3 separate regions of the Homo sapiens genome follow, and regions 1 and 2 are each linked to region 3. The links are chromatin loops, found by intact Hi-C in ENCODE. Cell type or tissue: PC-9. All regions are shown on one strand.

Region 1 (8,000 bases), 480 kb after region 3:
AGAACTACAATCTTGAAAAAACCTACATCTTGGCCGGGCGCAGTGGCTCACGCCTGTAATCCCAGCACTTTGGGAGGCTGAGGCGGGGAGATCACAAGGTCAGGAGATGGAGACCATCCCGGCTAACACGGTTAAACTCCGTCTCTACTAAAAAATACAAAAAATTAGCCAGGCGTGGTGGTGGGCGCCCTATAATCCCAGCTACCAGGGAGGCTGAGGCAGAAGATCACTTGAACCCTGGAGGCGGAGGTTGCAGTGAGCTGAGATCGCGCCACTGCACACCAGCCTGGGCGACAGAGCAAGATTCTGTCTCAAAAAAAAGAAAAAGAAAAATACTACATCTTTTACGAGAAAGTACAGTACCATTGGACTAAAGTTTACGGTGATTGGTAATTCCTTATAAATATACAGATTCAATAGTTAAAAAAAAAATCACTAGTGTGTCACCATCACTGTCTAAAAGACCCTTTAAGATTCATTTAGAAATAAATAAAGTCCTGGCCAGGCGCTGTGGCTCACGCCTTAATCCCAGACCTTTGGGAGGCCGAGGTGGGCAGATTGCCTGAGCTCAGGAGTTCACAACCAGCCTGGGCAACACGGTGAGACTCTGTCTCTACTAAAATACAAAAAATTAGCCCCGCGTGGTGGTGCCCACCTGTAGTCCCAGCTACTCGGGAGGCTGAGGCAGGAGAATTGCATGAACCCGGGAGGCGGAGGTTGCAGTGAGCCGATATCACACCACTGCACTCCAGCCTGGGCGACAGATCAAGACTCCATCTCAAAAAAAAAAAAAAAAAAAAAAGTCCTGTAGTAGAGATGGATGACGATACTCCTTAATTTTATTATTATTTGAACTGTCCCAGAAGGCTGTGCGACTCCCCATTTTATAATGTCATAGTTACCAAGTATTCCAATATTGATTTAATTTCATAAAGAAACTTTTTTATAGGAAACACAATTTACTAACCAGATCAAGTGGGATTCTAATTGATTTCTTAAATTTTATTATAAAAATTGGCATTCTTATATATAAATGAATTCCTTCAGGATGACTCAGTCTCTCCCAGAATTTACTTACTCCTGACTAAAATGAGAAAATTGGGTTTCTGTATCTGCAAATTGGAGGATATATGTTGACCCCATCCAGAAGCAGACACTCTTGAAACCCAGGTCAAAAGCAGCTTTCCCTTTTAATTCACACTTTCCTCATTACTTCCACAAATGTTAATTTTTAAGATTAAACACCATTACTCTCATCTTTTTTGCGTGCATATTTAGGATGAATTTCTATTATATTGGTCTCACTTTACAAAGGATAAATTACCCATATATTCATATTGATGTTTTAAGAAAGACAAATTTGTAGTCCACTTAATTTGACTAATATGCACCAGGCATCATTTTAGAAGAGAAAGTGGATTGAAATCAATCAGTAAGTGAAAGAGAGTTACTCCAAAAATGTTACAGGGCTCCCATGTCTGGAAACACAAGGACTCTCTATGGGACAAAGTGATACCAGCTGTCACAACACCAACATTTGAGACATTTGGGGCAGCGAACCCCAGGCCGTGCCTCCTGGGCAGGCAGAAATGCTCAATTTGTAATCTACTTAGACACAACTACCAAAATCTATGGCTAGTTGCCTTTTCAAAAATTGCAGAAGTTTGGAGCCACATGATATTTTACTAATTAGCAAACCCAAATGCTTAATATTTCCAATGAATGGAAGATTTGCCAGAGGTTTCAGAATTTGCCTTTTATCACGTCTCCTAGAAATAAGGTGGGACTTCCCAACTGTCTATCTAGAGCTTACTATAGCCCCACCCTCATTCCCATTTTAATTGCACTGAGGGAAGAAACTCATGCCTTTCTTTTTTTTGAGACGGAGTCTCACTCTGTCACCCAGGCTGGAGTGTAGTGGCGTGATCTCGGCTCAATGCAAGCTCCGCCTCCCGGGTTCACGCCATTCTCCTGCCTCAGCCTCCTGAGTAGCTGGGACTACAGGTGCCCGCCACCATGCCAGGCTAATTTTTTTGTATTTTTAGTAGAGACGGGGTTTCACCATGTTGGCCAGGATGGTCTCGAACTCCTGACCTCGTGATCCGCCCACCTCGGCCTCCCAAAGTGCTGGGATTACAGGCTTGAGCCACCGCGCCCGGCCGAAACTCATGCCTTTCAATCCTCACTGCAGCTACATCCCTTAGAAGCACTATATTCACCAGAGGTAAATAATTACTTTATGTAGATTTAATTAACCTCAAATCGGCTAGTCTTGGCCCCAAACCTTCTTTAGTCTCCCAAATCAGTCTAATATGAGAAATTGAATATGTTCAGCTTGATATGCTTTTGGGGTGTACATGCATCTATCTGCTTGGGGTAGTAGATAAGCAACCACTACTTTGATGAGTGGAAGTTTCAACTGCTAGGAAAAAGTAGAAATAAACGAAGCCATCCCATCTAACAAGACAAAAAAAAAAAAGAAAAAACACCCACAGGAAAGATAGTTGGATATCAGGTTGACATGCACTGTCTTTACTTTTAGGTTAAAAAATAAGATTAGAAAGAGTTGCTATCCTGAGGCAAAGTGAACATTGTTTTTTTCATTTTGAATAAACCCAAGTTGTATTCAAATAATTTTTGCCACGACAGATAAACATTGAATAAAGAATGACTCATCTAATATGTGTTCCACTATATGTGAAAATAACAGGAAGAATAACAGTCTTCAAAATTTTTCTTTTAATATCTCCGAACAATTTTTTTTTTTACACAGGGTCTTGCTCTGTCACCTAGGCTGTAGTAGAATGGGGTGGTCTTGGCTCATTGCAGCCTCAACCTCCTGTGCTCAAGCAATCCTCCCACCTCAGTCTCCCGAGTAGCTGGGACCACAGGTGCACGCCAGCATGCCCAGCTAATTTTTGTATTTTTTCTAGAGATTGGAGCTTTGTCATGTTGCCCAGCCTGGTCTCAAACTCCTGGACTGAAAAAATCTGCCCACCCAGGCCTCCCAAAGTGCCAGAATTACAGGTGTGAGCCACCGCTCCAGGTTTTAAACAAATTAAGTACAGGTTATTTTTAAATGGCATCATAGATTTTTAGTTTTATTTGGAAATTTAATTTGTTTACTATTTCAGCTTCCACAAACCCAATTTAATTAACCCATTCTATTCATGAAAAATGTAGCATGAAAGTGTGAGAACAAGCAGATGGCTCACAGCAAGTTGCCAGGGACAATTCAGTCCCAGAAGGGTTCAGCAAGATCATCTAATGTAAAGAACAACACACTTGTCTCAGGGTAAACTAATGTTTATTACCAGAGCATATTCTTTCTCAATAATATTTGGAAGCAGCTTGAAATATACAACCAAATATAGCAATTTCACACTTAGATGTTTAAAAAGGTAATATTACCTTTCATATTTTCCCCAAATATTCAAGGATATCTGGGAGCACTGTTTAAAAAATCAAAAATGGAAGAAATCAGAAAATAACCAGAGAACAGGAAAGATGGTAGCTCCAAAACATTGCAAAGCACTTTAGACGAACCCTCCTCTAACTTGCCTGAATTTTGGATTGCTGATGCTCAGGAGAAACGGTGTAGAGGATGTCTTTTGGCTGCCTGCCATCCTCTGAACTGGGGCTGAAAAACCACTGAAGTACAATAATAATGGTAAATTATTCTGTCTTGTTCCAAATGATTTTAATATTATTTGGAGAGCTTTCAAATGCTTTTGAATTAAGAGAATGATTGCAACCCTAAATTTTAGGAACGTGAGAAAACTTCAAATGATCCTATTAAAGTTGAAGTACTTTAACTTTTAAGATACGTGATTTTACAAATCTTTACACATTTCAAGGTCTACATAGATTTTTTAAAAATGTTCTTAAAGCTCTACCTTATTTGTTTTAAAGAAATTAATATGGACTCTTACTTAAATGTATAAGCTAAATGTATTTTCAAATCTTCAATAGCAGCACATTAATTTATTAGTTTAAATACAGTTTTTGAGTAAACAAACTTAGAGCTCATGAATGGTACCAGATGGAGAACCAAAGTATTAGTGTCTGCCTTATTTTGACTGGCTAGGCAGCGAGTTGGGGAGCTTAGCTGTGCGCCATGCCTCAACCCTGACCTCCAGAGGCTGTTCTAAGAATTACAGAAGTTTTCTTTTTTAATGCATTTACGTAATTTCAACTTTTATTTTAGGTTCAGGGACTAACATGTACAGGTTTGTTGCATGGGCATATTGCATGACACTGAGATTTGGTGTACAAATGATTCTTTAATCCAGGTAGTGAACATATTATCCAATAGGTAGTTTTTCAGCCCTTGTCCCCCACTCTAGTAGACCCCGTGTCTATTGTTCCCATCTTTATGTCCATATGTACCCAATGTTTAGCTTCCACTTGTAAGTGAGAACATGCAGTATTTGGTTTTCTGTTCCTGCATTAATTCGCTTAGGATGATGGCCCTCAGCTGCCTCCATGTTGCTGCAAAGGACATGATTTCATTCTTTTTATGGCCATGTAGTATTCCATGGTGTATATGTACCATATTTTCTTTATCCAATCCACTATTGATAGGCACTAGGTTGATTCCATGTTTTTGCTATTGCGAATAGTATTGCGATAAACATAAGAGTGCATGTGTCTCTTTGGTATAATGATTTATGTTCCTTTGTGTATATACCTAGTAATGGGATTGCTGGGTTGAATCACAGTTTTAAGTTCTTTAAGAAATCTCCAAACTGCTTTCCACAGTGGCTGAACTAATTTACATTAGCACGAACAGTGTGTAAGCATTCCCTTCTCTCTGAAGCTTCACCAACATCTGTTATTTTGAAGAACAGAGGGTTTTCTAACAACAGTTGACTGAACTTTAGTAAAGCTATCAAATTTGTCTACCTGCTTTAGTTAACATGTCCCAGATCACAGCAAACAGATGAGGGAATTATCCTGTTTTAATCTAGAGAGAACAATACCAAACATCTGTCATTGCCAATGCAATCCTTGACAGTTTCCAAGGGGCTGGAATTTCTGACCTATTCAAGTACTGCCGTTAACACTTTATTCACTCTTCTTTCTATTCCTTATGAAGAATAATTCACCAATATTCTCTTTATTCTTGAGGATGATCACCAAGATGGTTCTCAGTTTTTCTGAATAACCCTTTAATCTTTTTCTATGGGTCTTATTTTCTAAACTTTATTTTTGTGTGTCTACTACAAGAAGACCTTTGTTAGATAACCAGTTGACATTAAAGATCATGTAGTAACAATGAAGGAAATAAATTTATTTATGGTCCTTTAGGGAATTTTTATACATTTATACCTACATGCTATCAAAAAGCCCATCCTGGAAAGTCAGTTAATTAGTTCACAAACATGCTACTAATGAGATTTAAATCACATGAAGACATGTTTCTTAAAACTTACTGAAATACCCCAAAATGTTACCTTGACATATACGTATAAATAGGATGGTGTCGGATAACACATGGGATTTTGTTTGCCAGAAATTGACCACTAAGATTCATGCTGGGCACACACTACTCATATTTAAGATCAGACGACTTACAACTACCAGGACCAACTCTTCTTTGAAGGGCTTATTGAGATGTACAGTTTTGGCAGAACTCCATATAAGTACCACCACACCTCCACCACTACCCCATTACCCCCTAAAGTTCCACTTTCCCATTCCCAAGGTATGTAGAATAGGAATCCCATAAATGAACCGATTTGGGCCTGTGGAAGTTGGTGGTATTGAGAACTACAGCCTTGCTGAGGTTCACAACCACAACCTGAGGGAAAGAGGTAGATACCTTAGAAGAATGTGGTAAGAGCCTTCAAAGAGTCTTGGTATTTAAAAGAGCTGAACTGATTGAGTGTAAGCACCCTGATATAGTTTGAATATTTGACCCCTACAAATCTCACGTTAAAATGCAATCCCCAATGTTGGAGTTGGGGCCTAGTGGGAGGTGTTTGGGTCACGGGGGCAGATCCCTCATGAATAGCTTTGTACTGTCCTGAGGTAATGAGTGAGTTCTCACTCTATTTGGTCACGCAAGAGCTGTTTGTTCAAAAGAACACTGTATCCCTTCCCTCTCTCTATCTCACATTCTCCTCTCTCCCCATGACACACCAGCTCCCCATCCGCTTCTACCATGACAGAAGCTTCCTAAAGCCCTCAAGAGGAGCGAATGCTGGCACAATGTTTTTTGCATAGTCTGCGGAACCATGAGCCAAACAAACTTCCATTTAGCAATTTGTTAAAATATATGGTCAACAGACCTGCCTTCTATGTCACATCTGTATAAAACCGCCTATATGCTAGTGATTGAAAGGTGTCTGTTCCAACTCTACTTTAATATGGTTTCGTCCAAGGGTGAGCTACATACCTACTGTCCCATAAACACAAACTACAAACACCAAAATCTCTTTGGGCCCCTCTTCTTTTGTTCCTCATCTCCTGCTTCAGTACAGTTCATCTTTTTATCCTGATTCTTGGCCTCAGACTCATTTTTTTAAGCTTACTTTTCCCACTTTGGATCTGGCATTTGTATCTGATCTCTTTGGCTCCTGGCTTATGGCTCTGACATGGATTCCTCAACCAATTATCCCTGTTTATTTCCCTTGGTGGACATAAATAAGACCCTCTAAGTGTAACCCCCAACTCCAACCATTCATCTAGATTTAACCTTCTCATGGAGGTTTAAGAACCCACAGAAAAATGTGTAAGCTCCACAAATAGGCCCATTTCAAAAAGTTTTCTCATCGTTAGCGATCTTAATCCAGTGAAAATGGCAGATGCCAAAGATTCTTTCCGGTCTTCCAATTACTATTCTTAATCTTAAAAAGCACATAGGATACAGATAATGTAAGAATTAAAGTGAGTAATGACAGAGTCATGATGGCACAAAGAGTATGTGATGACACAGGTAGGCTGGAGGCCCATCACAGCTGCTGAGCCCACTGCTGTTTATTGGGACCAGTGACTCTCAACAGGCAGGTACTGTCCCATAGCCATAAAGGAGTTCTAAAATGCTGTGTGGTTGGAAGCAGTATTTTTGGCTGTCAGTGATTGAAAGGTGCTATTGAATTTGGTGGGTACAAGCCAGAGTGCAATGCACTGGGCAGTCCAGATAAATGAAGAATTGTGCCACATTCGACAGAATCTGTGAATAATGTGCCTGACATTAAATAGGTGAAAAACTTCACTTATCATTATCTAAGCCTAGAATCAACCTCCTCATGACAAAAATACATGAAGTACTTTTTACACAATTTTAATCATGCCAAATTTTCCCAAGAATGCTACTACCATGCAAATTAGGGGAATTATTTTACTTTGCGTTCTTCAGAATTTTACAAAGAAAATATCACCATTTCACGTAAATATATCATAGACAGCAATGTTGTTTGTGGAAGTTGAATCACTAATACAGCGTGTGTGCCGATCTATATCTGTGGTCATTTTGTTTGTAGTGATTCTTCGTAAATGCAATCATACTTCTCTGTTATATCTTTTAATACAGTCATCCCTAATTGTTTACATATTGCAGTGGCATTATTTATTATAAATCACTTTCCTTGTATTTATCGTTTATATTTTAGTTTAAGATATTTTATTGATTGGTTTGCAAAATTATGTATTATCATTTAAGGGTAGCAAAAGGGATATTGCAAATTATTTTTTATAAAAGGGGCGTTGGGGATGGTATGGTTGGCAACCACTGATTTTGTCTGTCTCACAGTTCCAAAATCAGTCCTACTTTCTCACATCTCAATTGCCATTTCTCTACCAACAAATAAAACCAAATAAAGTCAAGCTAAAGATGGCAAATAATATTTTCTAAATAGGAAAAGAGACTTTAAGAAATTATTGGTTAAATCATCAAAGATTTACTTTTTTTTCTAAAAGTGTTGCTAAACTCAAGCAGTCTCTCTGCGGTGTGGAGTTGGGGACAGATACCAAAGGGGGTGGACAAGCTCAGAATT
Region 2 (8,000 bases), 670 kb before region 3:
GAGTGATGGAGGCGAAAGCTTAACTAGAGCTGACTCATTAGAAAATGAGAGGAGAGGAAAGTGGAGACTAAAAATGCAGTCCACTTTTCTCAGAAATTCTAGTGTCAAGAGTAGCAGGGAAACGGTAGAAGCTGGTGGGAGATATGGGATATAAAACACCTATATTTTTAGGTGGGAAATGTTACAGTATGTTTATATGCTGATGTATCAGGCCGTTCTTGCATTGCTATAAGGAAATAACTGAGACAGGGTTATTTATAAGAAAAGGGGTTTAATCAGCTTATGGTTCTGCAGACTGTACAGGAAGCATAGTACTGTCATCTCCTAAGTTTCTAAGGAGGCCTCAGGAAGCTTACAATCATGGCAGAAGATGAAGGGAGACCAGGCACATCACACAGCAAAAGGAGGAGCAAGTGAGAGAGCCAGTGGGTCAAGAGAGGTGCCACACACTTTTAAATGACCAGACCTCCTGAGAGTTCACTATCACAAGAACAGCACAAAAAGGATGGTGCTAAACCATTCATGAGAAATCTGCCCCTGTGACCACCTCCGGCTGGCCCCACTTCCAACACTGGGGATTACAATTCAACATGAAATGTGGGCAGGGATGAATGTACAAAGTATATCAGCTGATATAAATGATTAAGTAGATCAATAAAAGAAATTAATGATTGGGGAAAACTGCTAAAGCAATGCCCTTGGAAAGATGAATGGGATCTAGAGCACAAGTAGATAGGTCTTGGATTGGAATGTAGGCTGTTTACGTGTAAATGAAAGAAAGGCAGTTATATGAGTTTAGGTATAGATGGATTAGTAGATTTGGTAATGGGAATCTGTGGAAGTTCTTTGCTGATTACTTCTATTTTCTCAGTGAAGAAAGGAACAAGGTGTTCAGCTAATAACGTGGTTTGGGAAGGGAGTTTGAAAAGAGAAGATAAAGAAATACTCATCTAGGAGAGTAGGAGTGTGGATGGACTAGAAAAAAGGTAAGATCGCTGGGAAGCACTTGAGTTTGGTAGACATGGATTTAAGGACAAAGCCTATCTCAGTACATTTCACTGTGGAGAGAAGCAGGACACAACTCCTTCGTGCAAAGTCTGATCTGAAAAAAAAAAAAAAAAAAAGAGAGAGAACAGAAGGAGTAGAGCCAACCATATTCAATTTCTTCTTCAAAGAAAGTGGTCAGATAAGTCAACCTACTTCCAGTACAGAGAAGAAAGCCAAAGGACAGGGAAAAGCTGGAAGTATCTCTTTTCTGGGCTTTTTCTCCTTGGGAATGAAATAGTTGAAAATGTCCTTCCTTCTATGAAAACATGAAAAGGAGGGGTAGGTGTCCCCCTAACGTGTGGCATCGTTTAATAAGGCCCCAATGGGATATGCATTCTGCACACTGTACTACAGGATTTCTTTAAAATACTTCTTAAAGAACCCATCCAATTTTATGCAAGTATTCAAAAGTCTCTAATGGGATTCATTTTAATTATTGTAACAGAAAAAGAAATTCTTGGTCCCCAACATGGAAATCCAAGATGCAAGGAAATCATAGGCTCTGGTAAGTGCTTTCCAAAAATATATGTGAATTTTTTTTTTTTTTGGCTCAGTTGGAGTTACCTGATTCATAGGTCACTAGCAGGGGGCACGTCATTGTGGGTCCCTTCAGAGACTGTCCTCATGCATTCATCAGTCACACTTCCATATGTTAAGTATCACATAGAGCTGGAGCTACAGTACAAGGGAATTTGAACACAAAGGCCTGAAGTTGAAAGCCCCAAAACTGAAAATGCTCCAAGTAATCCATGACTCACCTTGTTTGTATAATTGCAACACACAAACATACAAGTTAATCCTGTCTGGAGTACAAAGATGACATGAGCCAACGACTTCATGGCTAAACTCCTGGTTGGGTCAAGATTCTGAGTACAGTACAACTGGCTTTGCAACAGTCAGATGATACTGTATCTGGGCTATCTGATATAGAAGAATATGTAGAGAGGAAATGTGAGTGGCAAAAAGAATATCGAATTCCCGGCCCAACCCAGAATATTCTAAGTGTTGGCAATAGTAGAAAAGGCTATGGCTGCTGAGACGTCCTTCCAACAATAAAATTGTCTCTTTATGAGATCTTCGAATGATAAAGTAAAGTTTTGCATTTAAATGTAATCAAGTTGTTTAAAAATACATAGCAATGGAAAATGTTAGGAAATTCTACCTAAACACAAATGTGTAAAATGATAGTTAATTTTATTTTTGACATTAGTTTAGCATTCCAGCTAAACCTGGGTAAAATTTGAGATTTTAATGAGATGCTCATATAAGGAGAGCTAAATTTCAATATAGCTGTAGTTTTCCTATAGCAGAAACTGCTCATTTAATTCGACAGAAGAGCTATAAATTCAAGCATAAGTGCCAATACATACGGTAACAAAAAAAATCATAAAAGAAACTCTCTTTCATATTTAACACTGGTTCTCTGCCCCAACTACAATTAGATTCACTTGGGGAAATTTTTAAAAAATATTGATGCCTGGACGCCACTCCAGGTTAATTGTGTCATAATGAAATGGGGAGTGGGGGGGTGGGAAGGCACAGATGAAGCTCAGAAGCTCCTCAGGTGACCCTGTTCTGCACCACGATCTACAACGATTCTCAATCTTGCTGTACTTAGAATCACCTGGGGAAGAAACCGCTGCAGACCAAATTGCATCTTAGATCCATTAAATCAGAAACTTGGATTGCTGGATTCAGGTACAAGTATTTTTAAAGCTCCCTAAGTGATTATAATGTATAGCCAAAGTTGAGAACTACTGCTTTGGAGCCACTGGTCTAATGGAACAAATTGCATTGATTTACTTCCCTTAATATTACTATGTATAACTAACTAAATAAGATGTATTATTTTATGTTTCTTCTTAATATTGGCATAAACCAATAAATTAGTGTATGTATGTTTCATTGTTAGAAGAATATATGAATATTATTTTTGTACCAGATATTCCATCAGGAGCAGAAACGTTCACAGAAAAGGGGCACAAATTTTAGGGGCAGAGTAAGATGTGAACCATACAATCAGCTCTGAGCATCCTCCTCTGCCCATTTGCCTCATATGGTTTTAAGGATGGTAAGTGCAGATAAAGCTGTGAATGAGAAGAGGAACAGAGCAGTCATCATGGAACATGAGAGAGAAGCTATGTATTCAAGGCCCCAGAACCACAAGTAGAAGGAGCCTGGATCCCAGATAATTTTGTGGGTCCCATAGTCCTGAATTGCCTGCCCAGGCTTTAACATGAAAGAGAACAATTTCTCTATTTCATTTAAACCACAGTTATTACAGGGTCTCTTTCAACAGCCAAACCTATTACCTAACTAACACAAGTCATGACCAGGTAGTCTTGCTAACAGAATATCTCATATTCAATTAAGTGTTTTAAATATATACCATTGTTACTGCACCTGAACAACCGAAAACTTCTGTGAGAAGACCAAAAATCTATACTTAGTAGAAATTTTCCTTCTTAATTTTAGCATCTACAGAAATGTGCCCCATATTTTGTCCTGTGAATGACTTTCAAAAGTTCAGACTTGTGTAATGCCCTATAAGTTGAACCAAATATTAATTTCTTTGCAATATATAAAGATTTTATTTAACATAGTGTAATATAAAGATAATATATGTCTAATGTAGTAGATGTCAAGTACAGTATGTGTTTGGTATTTAGACCTTATAAAAAAAATTTTTCTAGCTCTTGTCTACCATGTAGGTAACATATTCCCATTTTATAAATAAAGCAATTCCAGAACATGTTTCAATTCTCTTAATTCCATGGTTTTTTCTATATTATCTCATGTTGCAGTTAAATTTAATTTCAAATTTATACTATTTTAAAATCATTATTGGTATTTCTGCAAATTGTAGTTAGTTTCCATTTGAAATTATTTTCCTCACAATTGTGCTTATGCTGCAATTCACAATGATGACACTGGATGGCACCAAATTTTACCTTTTAAAGTTGATTTTCCATTTAAACTATGACTGGTGCACAGCAAATATTTAAGTTACAGAACTTACTCAAAAACTGAATACTTTAATCACATAAATACAAACCCTAATTCCCAAGTCAATGATAAAAACCAACATAATTGCACCACATGTTTGTAACTGAAGAAACAAATTATGTGCATAAATGAAGATTACAATTCTAAAGTGCTGACTGAAAGTGTATTGTATGTAATAACATCAATGGGTGTTTAAACTTGAAATTGTGTAAACCAAAGGAAAACTGTTCAAATACATGAGTCACAGCAAATTCTAGGAAACTTGTAGTATCAAGACAAAGAAAGTAATGCAAATATGCTCCAGTCATAAGATTTCAGGTTGGAGAATACCTAAAGCTTACTGCAACCATCTATTTTCTTGGACAATCTACTCTGAGAGTTCACTCTGATGTTTCATGCCCTTGGTGAGTTTTCTAGTCTTGCCATGGTCCATAATTTTCATATCAGTATGGCCGTCACTTGAAGGTAATAAGCCTTCAAGATGCAGTTCCTGGAAGATGAGTTCCTGGCTCAGGCTTCCTCTTTCCTCTTCCCTCTGAAGGGAATTTATACATTGAATCCCAAATTGTATATGCTGGCTGATTGTGCATCATAACCAGTCTTTGCACACACTACCACTCAAAAATTAAGTGCACAAGAGAAGGAGGAAAACCAGAAGAGTATAATACAATGGAAGGCAAGATAAGAACCTTGTGAGACTACTACTTTCTTCCAATTGAGCAGACCATTAGCTGGGCGTTGTGGCGGATGCCTGTAATCTCAGCTACCGGGAGGCTGAGGCAGGAGAATCGTTTGAGCCCTAGAGGTTGCAGTGAGCACGAGATCATGCCACAGCACGGCAGCCTGGGCAACAGAGCAAGACTTCGTCTTAAAAACAAACAAACATAAAACAAGCAATTAGACCAAAAATATTTGTAATTGTCCTTGACTCCTCTGTTTTTCTCACATTGCAGACCCAATCCACTAGCAGAGCTCATTGACTGTCTTCAAACATGCACAGTACAGGTCACTTCACTCCACTTCCTCTACTATAACTCCAGTCTAAGCCACAATCACTTCTTGCCTTGGTTATTTCAATGGTGTCATAACTGGTCTTGCTGCTACCACCTTGCTTCCCCCAACCACTGTCAACACAGCTACCACAGTGATCCTGTTAAATGTGATGTATCACTCTGTTGTTCAAAGTCCTTCAATGGCTTTCTCATCTTCATTGGTTGGAAAAAATATGACTTTTTAGGTTAAATCTTTATATTTCCTTATGGCAAAAATATGCATTGTCATTGTAATGAAATCCATCATTTCTAAAATGGATAATATAGTGAAATTCCCAGATAACTTTCTCATCCTAGTAAATACTACTGTTGATAGATTGATACGGATACACATTTTATACAAATGGGATTGTAATATAATATTCTTCTGCAAATTACTTTATTGGCTTAACTTTATATCTTTGGACATTGCTCTATGCCACCATATATATATATATATATATATATATATATATATATATATACACACACACACACACACACACTTACCTCACTTTATTATCTGCAGCACAGTGGTTCATTGAATGGTTTTGCTGTGATTTAATTCACCAATATCCAATATATGGACATTGGATTTAGTTTAGAAAGCTTTTTAACAACAGTACTGCAGTGATCATCACTGCATAAGCATTTTTTTATACATATGAGTATATGTCTGTGGGTAAAGTCCTAGAAATGAAATTGCTGGGCCACAGGGTGTAAGAGACATAAATTAGTGTGATTGCCTTAATTCTCCTAGTTGCCATATCTATTCTCCAGTCCTTCTTGTAAGGAAAACCTCTTCTTCTTCCCAGTTCTTCTCAGGTTTTACATGGAAATCACAGTGTTTTGATATGCCCCTCGTATCCCCTGGCCATGGCAGAGTTGATTCTCTCCATCCTGTAGATGAGATTAATGAGTCTCAAAGAGCTATGGTAAATGGACAGATTCCACATGTTTAGTGAGTGTATGAAATAAAAGTCAAATCAAAGTCCATATGAACACAAAAGTTGCGTTCATTATCCTGTGTTGTGCTTTTATACATATATAAATAATTCTGTTGAAAACATCTGAATATGGAAGCTAATTGGCTTCTATGGGACTCGAGATCTAGACTCTGGTTAAGTTTGTGCATTTCTGAGCAAGAATAAAGGAGAAAGTCCCAACCCTTGCATCTAAATATTTTGGCTTCACAGTAATACAAATCAATGCTTCCCAATATTCATGGACTGAGTATTTTACATTTCATCTGGATGTTTGGGGGTGGTGGAGAACAACAGAATGTGATTGAGCACATACAGTGCTCCAAGAGAGATGTTTCTGTTCATTGTGGCATTTGTAATTCGAGGAAGAAAAACTGGTAGCAATAGAAACATTCATTTATTTGGGCCAGATAAAGCACTCAGATACTGTTGATATTTATAAGCCATAATATAGTTGTAGCGATAAGGCAAAAATAAGGCTGCGAAATTCCTTGTGTTACATGGGACATGTTTCAAGGAGAGATGTTTGTTTCTCTGTGGCAAAATTTTCTATTACTCTTCTCTGAAATCACTGTGGTCTGGAGCAACCTTACCCATCCAATCCCCATGTGGTTCTCAAGCAGACAGTATTGCGTGTGGAGCAAACCTAAAAAGTGAGTCAATCTGCTTCAACACAGCCCCTTTCTTAAAGTATATATATTTCCTGTTATAATAAAACCAACATCAACATGAGATGATGATAAGGATGATGATGATAAGAAGAGTTAACATATACTGAGCATCTATAGTTATGCCCAGGCACCATGGTCTATGGCCATAACCTTATCAAATGTTCTTAACATTATGTGAAACATGTATCATTATTACCCTCATTTTACAGAAGAGAATACAGAGTTCCTAGTAACTGCCCAGATAAACATAGGATCATGATTCAAATCTAAATCAGCCAGATTCTTAATGCCCTTGTTCTCATAATGCCCTCTTATGTTGCCCCCAAAGAGGCCAGAGGCCACAAGGACTTGTCCTTCTCCATGTTCCAGATTTCTCCATGCCTTCCACTTCACTCAGATAGGAATTGGCCAGCTCTGTGCCTTAGCTCTGGGCTGGAGAAGTTTTATTAACTAATCTCATGGTCCAAAATGTATTCAGTTAATAGATTCTAATGTTTGTTTCAAACACAATTATATGTATTTGACATAATTGTCTTGATGTAATGATGTAATGTCTTGAAGTAAGAAATGCAGCCTTGATGCTGAGGCTTTCAGCTCTGTGGCCAGGAGATATGTCTGGCAGACAGATTTACAATGTCCAAAAGACATTCCCAGTGAGAAGGTAGGAAGCAGAGGGAGAGGAAACAGCAGAAGAAAGCCCCCCTCTGCAGGCCACTTCTACCCCAGGCCTCTTCTTGCCTTGCTGTAACACTGCCTCACTAAATCAATCTCTTACTCCAAGCACTGTACCAAAATCAACTCTCTTACTCCATATTTTTATTCAATTCAATTTATCTCCTGAACCCCCGGAAATATGCTGGAAGTGTTCAGAAAATATGTTGAAACTTCAGGTTACATGAAACAGGCTAGTCATGAATAGGACCTCCCCCTATATTAATGCTTGAGTTCCTTATAACTGAGGGTCAATGAAACCTCAATCTCCAAGGATTTTTTTTAATTGTATGGTGCTTATTATCTCCTCCCAGAAGTCCTCTCCAGTTTGTATGCATCTAACTTGGAGTAATTCTACCTAGAAAGAGAAATGGACTTCCATATTTCTTGAGGATGGATGCTTTATGTTGCTTTGTAAGCTCCCTCACGTGTTTCTTTAATGTCTGTATTGTATTTCTATATTGTTCAGGATTCTTGATTGAAAATAACTGAAAGACAGTTCCGACTAACTTAAAAAAATAACTCGGAAGTTCAAGGGATGACCATACAGG
Region 3 (8,000 bases):
GACATCACTTTCAATCACTGTTTATTAGTTCATACTCATATCATGTGTGAACCCCTGGATATGTTCATTTAGGAGGTGTAGCACCTGGAAAGGCACTCTGTCACAGTGTGTAGCCCATATGCACCCCCAGAATTTTCTGTAAAACCATCAGTGGTCAATCAGAGGGCTTGAATGTCATAAACTGACCACTATTATTCCTCAAAATTGAAATAGTCTAGACAAAAGCAAAGAAATTCATGTGTTCGTTAACTGTGTTTAATGCTACTAAGCTTTCTCAAATAGCTCATAGACACAACCTCTTACTAACTTTGTGGACCATTTTAGCCAAGTGAAAAAAATAAATAAATAACACTGCTGCTCAGTTCTGGTTCATAGAAACTCACCAGCTCTAATAGTGAACGGGCTTTGACTAAAGAGAAACCTGACTCCTGGCCTCCTGGGTAAAGATCTTATCTTTGTGATTAATTTTCTTCATAAAATGAGGACCCTTTCAGATCTCAATTTCTGGGTCTCTAAATTCTTGAAGTTGAGAGAAGTGAGTAAGCAGCAATATTCATTTCAATGACAACAATTTCAGCTATTAAATCTTTTTACTGGATGCCTGACTACTTGAAGATACAGAATAAAATAAACAACGGATTAGTGATTTTGCAATTACCTTGTTACTTCTTTTAGATAATCTAACTGTATAATGCAAGACTTCAAGTAAGTTTTGGCATTACTTATTAGCTTGTGCATCAAATTCACATAAACATAGTTAAATTCCCATTTCATTTTGCCCTAAGAGGAAACCAGACTGCCAAAAGTTGCTCCAGCTCCCTTTAGTAAGCAGCACATTTTTTAAAAGGTGGGGGAGGGTTGAGTAAAGTAAATACTTAGGCTATTTGGCATCCATCTTAATAAAAAATAAAAGTAATTCACAAAAGTTAACCTGTGCTCAATGCTCTAAGCATTTAGAATGTGGAAATTCCTAAGGATTCTATTTTTTTTCATAGAATATATGTTGTATTTTGCTTTTTTTGTAGTTTGAAATTATCTTTGGTAATGCCTGGATAAGGTTATAACAATAGTCTCCCCAGTAGTATTGTGAATGCACCTGCTTGCCAATTCAAATAATTTTGAACAAATATTTAAACAGAAGGAGTCAGAGAAAAATGCACTATTTGAACAGCTAAGGGAGGGTCCACTTCATTAACAAAATGCAACAAGTATTCACAGTATAAATCAACTCATAGTAAATTTGCAAAAGCATCTTCAAGGATAATATTCCAAGGAGAAAATAGTCTCTTAATTTTACCAAACATTATTTTTACACTTTAATCATTAAAAATAGGCTTAAATGCAATATGAATGGTAAAACTAGAGACTGGATGATATGAACTCATACCACAACATATACAAAAAATAGTTTTAACAATGACTATTGAAGCTGACAGTCGCTTGACTAGAATTGAGAAGAGGCCACGGGTGACTGCCTCAGAACAGACTCAATTAGAGCAGCTGATTAGGAAGTATGGGATTCATACAGGAGTGGAGCAGCAGGCTCATAAAAACACCGCGGGGCATTCAAAACTTACCTGAGTAATGGTGGTTTTAACTGTGCCAATTTGTTTGGGATTGGGAAATGCTATTATGACCTATTTCTCTTCTCCAACATGAGGAGTCTCCCTACCATTCTGTGACTGAATACCTAGGGTTAGGTTACCTGAAGGATCTGTTATTAATCTCCAGCTGTAAGGAAATATTCCATAAGGATTCCCAGAGAATAAATGATTCCAAAATAGTTGCTCAGTTTGTGTGTGTTTTAAAAAGTTGGGTAAGACCACTTAAAATTTTTTTCTAAGAGGATAGATCTTAAGCATACAATAGTGTTAACTATAGGTGTGTACTTATCCCCATGATACTTATACACCTATGAAACCACCAATAGTTAGGGTGGAGTGGTATGCACAGCTTTTTACATGTCAATTATACCTCAAAAAATAAAGGTTATCTAAATGGGGGTAGGAGAATGTAGGGAGACTGAATTTACTCTGAACTACAGTTATAGTTGAAGTCAACTCAAAACCTCTCCAAATTTCTAAAAATGCCTCACACACTGAAGTTAATATTTCAGAAAACTAATAAATGTCTGTGCATGTAGGTATGCCTTGAGCAGACTACAATCTCTCTGGATCTCTAGGTCTTGTCACAAACTGAGGGAACTGTTACCGATTTCTACAGAACCTTCCAGGTTCAGCATTCTATTAAAAAGATTTCCTAGAGTTTGTATTGTAAACATTTAACCACTTAGGACAATTTGAGTCATTACTCGTGTCTGGTACAGAACATCAGGCCCCTGGGGTCTTGTTTTGAAACTCAAGTTGGCCAGCCTTTCACCTGAAACAAACTTCTTACCTTTTGGGGGAGAATAAGCATTTTGTTCCCCAAAAAAGCATTTGGAAAGCATTTGTTATGAAGTGATCATGCACCAATCCTTTATCTTTCATCAGTAATAGTATATTTCATTAATCAGGCCTGCCCAGACCAGAAATTACTTACCCACAAACACTTTACAAAGCTGCATGCCTTCTCGGTGTTTGGATTTGATGTCCTGGTTGTATGACAATATAGGAAACGTATTAATTTAACTTTTTTATTCACTGAGGAAAATTTCTACCCCTCTTAAGTGAAGACTTCACTCTAGCTAAGAGAAGTACTCGGGCTCCACCTGTTTCGCCTAGCTACAACACTCATTCAGACCCTCGGCAAACCCAGCTCTAGCAATATCACGCCAGGCTAGGTGGACAGGAATGCACCAGTGCTGTTGGAAATTAAAGTTGATGGGAGTTGCATTCTAATCCGGCCAGAGCTGCGCCTGCCGGGTGCAACCGCGGCGCGGCCGGCGCTGTCGGTCTCTGTCTCACGGATGGTGAGCTGACAGCTCCTGCCAGCCCAGGCGGGGAGGAGGAGAAGAGGTGTCCGCTGCAGCCGCATACCCGGCGGGTGAAAGCACCGTCTTGTCCCCAAAGATTCCTCTGCCCTCAGAGACTAACAAAAATACGGTGTCCTGCGTTTCGCAGAAGGACGGGAGGCGTCCCAGAGCTCTCCCGGGAGAAAAACCCAGGGAGAAGTGGTGGTAGGAGGCGCCCGGTCCCGCAACTCACCTTCTGCTGCCTCCGGGCCATGTCGGTGGGCTGCTTGGCGTTGAAGGGGTACGCGATGCACCTCACGACGAAGACGTAGAGCTGCAGGCGGATCCTCCGCTCCTGCTCATCGTCCAGCTGCCGCTGGGGCTCGTCTCGCCCCTCGCTGAGCACAGAGGGGCTCGGGCTCACAGATCTGGCCGCGCCGCCGCCGCCCGCGCGCCCCGGCGCGTCCCGCCGCCCTTCCCGAGTCGGGGCTGGAGGAGCTCGCTGCGAGCTGCCGGCTGCCACCAGCACATCGCGGCTTTCCTCTTCCAGCCCCTCGTCCGACTCCTCTTCGCTGGAAGACGGGTCCAGCATGGTGCTCGGGGATCCCCGCCGCTCGGCCCGCGGTCCCCAAGCGCCTCACCCCCGGCGGCTGCGCCCGCGGGTCTGAGGGAGCCGCGGGGCTGGCTGCAGCGGCCGCAGAACGAAAGGAAAACTGGCCAGGGCTTTCCGGACACGTCGAGTTAGATTCAGGAGTGTTTCCTACCACCAGGGCGAAAGGGGCGGGCAGGAGCCGGGAGGAGGATTGGGAGGGGGGAGAGGGGGAGCCGCCGGGACTGAATAGGCGGAGTTAGCGTTGGGGGTGAGCTTGGGCGCCTCAGGAATTGCTCCGCCAGCCCCGGGCGCGCCGACCCAGCGGTTCCCCAGAGCCCGCCGGCAGAGGCGGAGCCGCCCGAGCGCCCGGACGCAGGTGGGGAACCTGTGGCGCCTACAACAAGCAACACGTGGAATTGAATGTTGAAGAGCCGCGCGGGGCCGCGGAGTGCGCGTGCGCGCGCCGCCGCTGCTGCCCGGGCCCGCCTGGAGCCCTAGCACACAGTTTGCAAAGGCGGGGAGCGGCCGAGCGCGATGGCCCGTGTAAGCGTCCACCGGGGCTGCTCCGACTACCCTCACCCTACCACCTGTGATCTTTTCTCCAGCAGGTGGAGGTGGAATGGGGAGCGGGGAGGGACTGTTCCCTAGCAAGAGGTTAGGGGGAGCGGCCGAGACATCTCCCCAACCCGAATCGGCTGCCTAGGATTGAACCCCAGCGCGGAAAAGCGGGACTGGAGCCCTTCACCACGAAGTATCTTTGCGACAAGACTTTGAAAAGTCTCACTCTGCTCTGCTGCCGTTTTGATACTCATGCTGAAGCCCAAATTATAAAAGTCGGAGTAATGAAAAAAAAAAGAAAACCAACGAGGCTTACTTTTTAAACTGTTCTAGTCCTGCAGACTCAAGGCAAGAGAGATTTTATATGTGCAAAATGATACTGATTCAGCTCAAACATATCTCGATTATTTTCTGGGTTGGGATGCAGTTGACTCAAAACAGGTTGTGTAGTGTGGACATTTATTCAACAAAGATTTGAGCGCCCTCCCGGTGTCCAGCACTGTTAGCCTTTTGCGGAGCCCGCGGTGACTAAGGCACATGACACTCAGTCGCTGGTGGTTCTGGCCTCAAGTCGGCGTCTTGTAGCTGCGCTGAAGCCTGCCTTATCTGCGCAGATTTCTCAGTCCTAGTGCTGGAACCACCTAGGAGTTTCTTATAGTAATTCTGTATCTTATGTCCTAAGTCCTGACAGAGGGGGAAATAGGCAAAACAATGCATTCAACACCAGGTGGAGTGTGCAGCGACCAGGTGGGCAGGGAGGTGATGAAGTTCAGTGGAAATAACACAGGGCAAATTAACTACCAGCTCTGAGCTCCTCTACCACCATGGTCAAACAGCAGTTTTAGCTTTTTCAGGCCACTTTCATATAGTTAGGTACACAAGAGAGACTTCTGCACTTACTGACATTCTCTCTAGATGGGTAAAAGACAAGGAGGCATTTACTCCTGAGGAGTCTTACCTATTTTTCTGCCTAATCCATAACAGGCCCCCTAGTAATAAAAGGTCTTCAGTAAGAGCATGGCTGTGGGATGATCACAAACTGCCAAGAAATAGAAAATCTCAAACACCTATGTATTTAAAGGCAATGTTTTATTTTTGGCAAGGCAAACAAATAGCAATCTTGTCATAATAGCTGATGCTTATCTAGCACTTTGCAAAGATCTGTGAAATTGTTTAATACCCTCATCAAAGTAATAGCTTTCTGAGGCAGGTAGTATTATTATTGATTGCCCTTTGAACCAGATACTGCACTAAGCTCTTTACATACATTATCTCATTTATTTTAGGTTCCATTGTTCAAATAAGGAACCTGAGAGTTGAAGAATCCTTTCCTTAGGGTACAGAACTAGCACCTAATGGAATAAGGACTCAAAACAGTTTTCTAGTTCCAAATAGTGTCATTTTCTACTGCAATTTGCCTTGATAATAAGACAGTATAATAAATGTATGAGGTTTACTAAACTAATAAAAATTTCTAGGGACATAAATGTATGATTTAAATATAGCAACTTTACTGCCCTTTTCTTGCCAACAATAGGTATATTTTTCAGTTCCTTTTATTAATCAATATTACTTGATGTGATCACTTATTCTTTTCCCATTAAAGGTGGTTATTAAGTCAAAGATCTCCAAGCCTTGAGGATCCCACAGGAAAACATCTAATAATTTTTAGAGCAGAATATACAGTGTTTTCTCCATGAAGATGAAGATGACTTAAGAGGCATAAATTAAAGAAATATCTAAAAGACAACAAAGAGAATGTTTAAGCATCATTAAACATACATTGATTAAGAAACTAACATATGCTAAAGCTATACTGGATATATTTAGGAAAACAAGATATAGGCCGTAAGAAGTTTATCAGTTAAGGAATGACAAATGAAAAAAACATTTATTTAAAATAATCAATATTTGGATTGCAATCTGATGAGTGTTCCAATAACCTGGAAGATAATGGCAATACAGAGAAGAAACACTTCATTCAGAAGATAGTAAGTGATATGGTTTGACTCTATATCCCCACCCAAATCTCATCTCTAATTGTAATCCCCACATGTGGAGGGAGGGACTTGGTGGGAGGTGATTAAATCATGGGGGGCAGTTCCCCCCTGCTGTTCTATGATAGTGAGGGCATTCTCACGAGACGTTTATGGTTTAAAAGTGGCAGTTTCCCCATCTCTCTCTCTCTCTCTCTCTTGCTGCCTTCTGAAGAAGGTGTCTGGTTCTCCTTTGCTTTCTGCCATGACTGTAAGTTTCCTGAGGCCTCCCCAGCCATGCGGAACTCTGAGTCAAGTAAACCTCTGTTGTTTATAAATTACCCTGTCTTAGGTACTGTCTTTAATAGCAGTGTGGAAACAGACTAATACAGTAAGAGAAGTCTTCCAGGATGCTTGACATATATCTTGAAGAATAATTTAGAGCTGTCAAGATGAGGACACTGTAGATAGGAAGTAATGCAAAGATGTGAAATTGTTTGCCACTTTGGAGAATTACAAGTAAAGTGGCATGCCTGAAGTGAAGAATGTATGTAATATGAAGATGTGGAAAATGAGACTAGAGAATAAGCAGAGGCAAATTCAGGATTGGGTCTGTGTGCCATGCTTTGGAATTTAAACATATCCTGAAGAAAATGGGGAAATACAGAAGGGTTTTAAGTAAGGTAAGACATACTGTGATCCATAACTCTTAAGAGTCCATCTGGAGCAATATAAGGGCAATGAAACCAGAGACAAGCTATAAAGAGGAGATTACTAGGGACGTCTGAGAGAGAAACAATGGGCCTTGAACTTAAGAGAGAGGACAAGAGGAGGAGGAAAGCTGATGAGATGGACAAAGGAATTAATAGAATATGTATGAGGTGCTGACAAAGAGGGTCAAGCATAGAAGATGCTTGTCAGAATAGTGTAACTTGATTAATAATAGATATAATATGATCTTCTAGAAGACAGGTAGGTTTGGAGAAACATCAGGTCTTTGAGGAGCTTAAAGTACACATATGGATGATAAGGTCTAGAAATTATGTGTTCAGAGTGAGAAGAGGGCCAATGAAACTTCCTTGCCTCTCCTCTAATTAAGGGATGGTTTGAAGAAAAGGAACCTGAAAAGAAGATCTGATCATTAGTTAATTGTACCCAAATAATTTTAAAGTTTTTAATTTTGTGCTTGCGCTAATGTTTTGCCAAGTTTCTACCTTACATATTAACTTTTCAAGTAATTATAACGTTGGTTGATGCTCTGGAATCATTGATTAAATGAGGCCCAACATAAGGCTATATTGGGCACACAGCATAAATGCACACAATACACTTAAACTTATTCAATGATTCGTTTTTACTTTTTTCAAGGTGAGCATAAAAACAAATTGAATTTATACTGCTTTTTAATGGAACATCTCTTATGCTAAGGAAAGATGGATGCACAGTAATAAAATGGAATATAAAATGTGGTTTTGGCAATAATATTTAAGGAAACAAGTATGTGACCTGAATATCATAGGTGGGCTGTTTTCTGAATGAGAATTAGTTTGTGCATTTGGCCTCAAAGTAAATGTTAACTCTTTCAACTCATAGATGAAATCATTTTTTTCATAGAACAGACATTTTTTGGTTTCCCACTTTAGGTTATGCATTATTCTGAATACATAAAAGCTAATAATTTACCCACTGGGAGAATGCATATGAAATAGACAGGAGAACAAATTAAACAATAATGATAATATATGCTCATGTGTTGTTAGAGAAAAATTCTCAAAATATCCCTTAAGTGTCTTGAAAGTGGACAGTCTATTATCTTTTGTGGTATAGTTATAACTAAAATTATTGTACAACAGAAAGAGGAATCTTTTTTAGGACAAATGGAAGAATCAGTTTTGCAACATCTATGGGAAAACTGTCAGCTCACATAGAAATATGCACTTACAAAAATAAAATAAAAATATTTGTTTGAAATTTTGTGTTG

Evidence for each region. A loop is a pair of places that touch in the nucleus more often than their neighbours do. Peaks named below come from ENCODE experiments on the same cell type or tissue, not always from the same donor. Only the 100,000 strongest peaks of a DNase experiment are listed, where the experiment ranks them.
Region 1: it touches region 3 in a loop (2.3-fold over the local background); 8 of 110 quality-filtered maps call a loop at or near these places.
Region 2: it touches region 3 in a loop (2.9-fold over the local background); 3 of 110 quality-filtered maps call a loop at or near these places.

What each region holds. Positions count from the first base shown.
Region 1 is chr7:123,363,583-123,371,582 of GRCh38, forward strand. No RefSeq gene overlaps it. Among named protein-coding and RNA genes, the nearest start is that of IQUB, 170 kb to the right of the region's middle. In PC-9, a CTCF peak has its summit at 4,129; no DNase peak of the experiment used is centred here.
Region 2 is chr7:122,215,477-122,223,476 of GRCh38, forward strand. LOC102724527 (a long non-coding RNA gene) reads left to right here. Exons shown (of 6, transcript XR_007060500.1): 5 at 1-1,552; 6 at 2,666-3,801. Among named protein-coding and RNA genes, the nearest start is that of AASS, 75 kb to the left of the region's middle. In PC-9, CTCF peaks have their summits at 3,983 (motif pointing right) and 4,183; a DNase peak (open chromatin) is centred at 1,835.
Region 3 is chr7:122,882,853-122,890,852 of GRCh38, forward strand. CADPS2 (calcium dependent secretion activator 2) reads right to left here and starts at 3,608. Exons shown (of 30, transcript NM_017954.11): 1 at 3,147-3,608. The coding sequence starts at 3,485. RefSeq lists an enhancer at 2,896-2,945 and silencers at 3,306-3,435, 3,476-3,525, 3,536-3,615, 3,686-3,845, 3,856-4,015. In PC-9, no CTCF peak of the experiment used is centred here; DNase peaks (open chromatin) are centred at 1,569, 3,709 and 4,579; H3K4me3 peaks cover 2,800 bases; H3K27ac peaks cover 1,139 bases.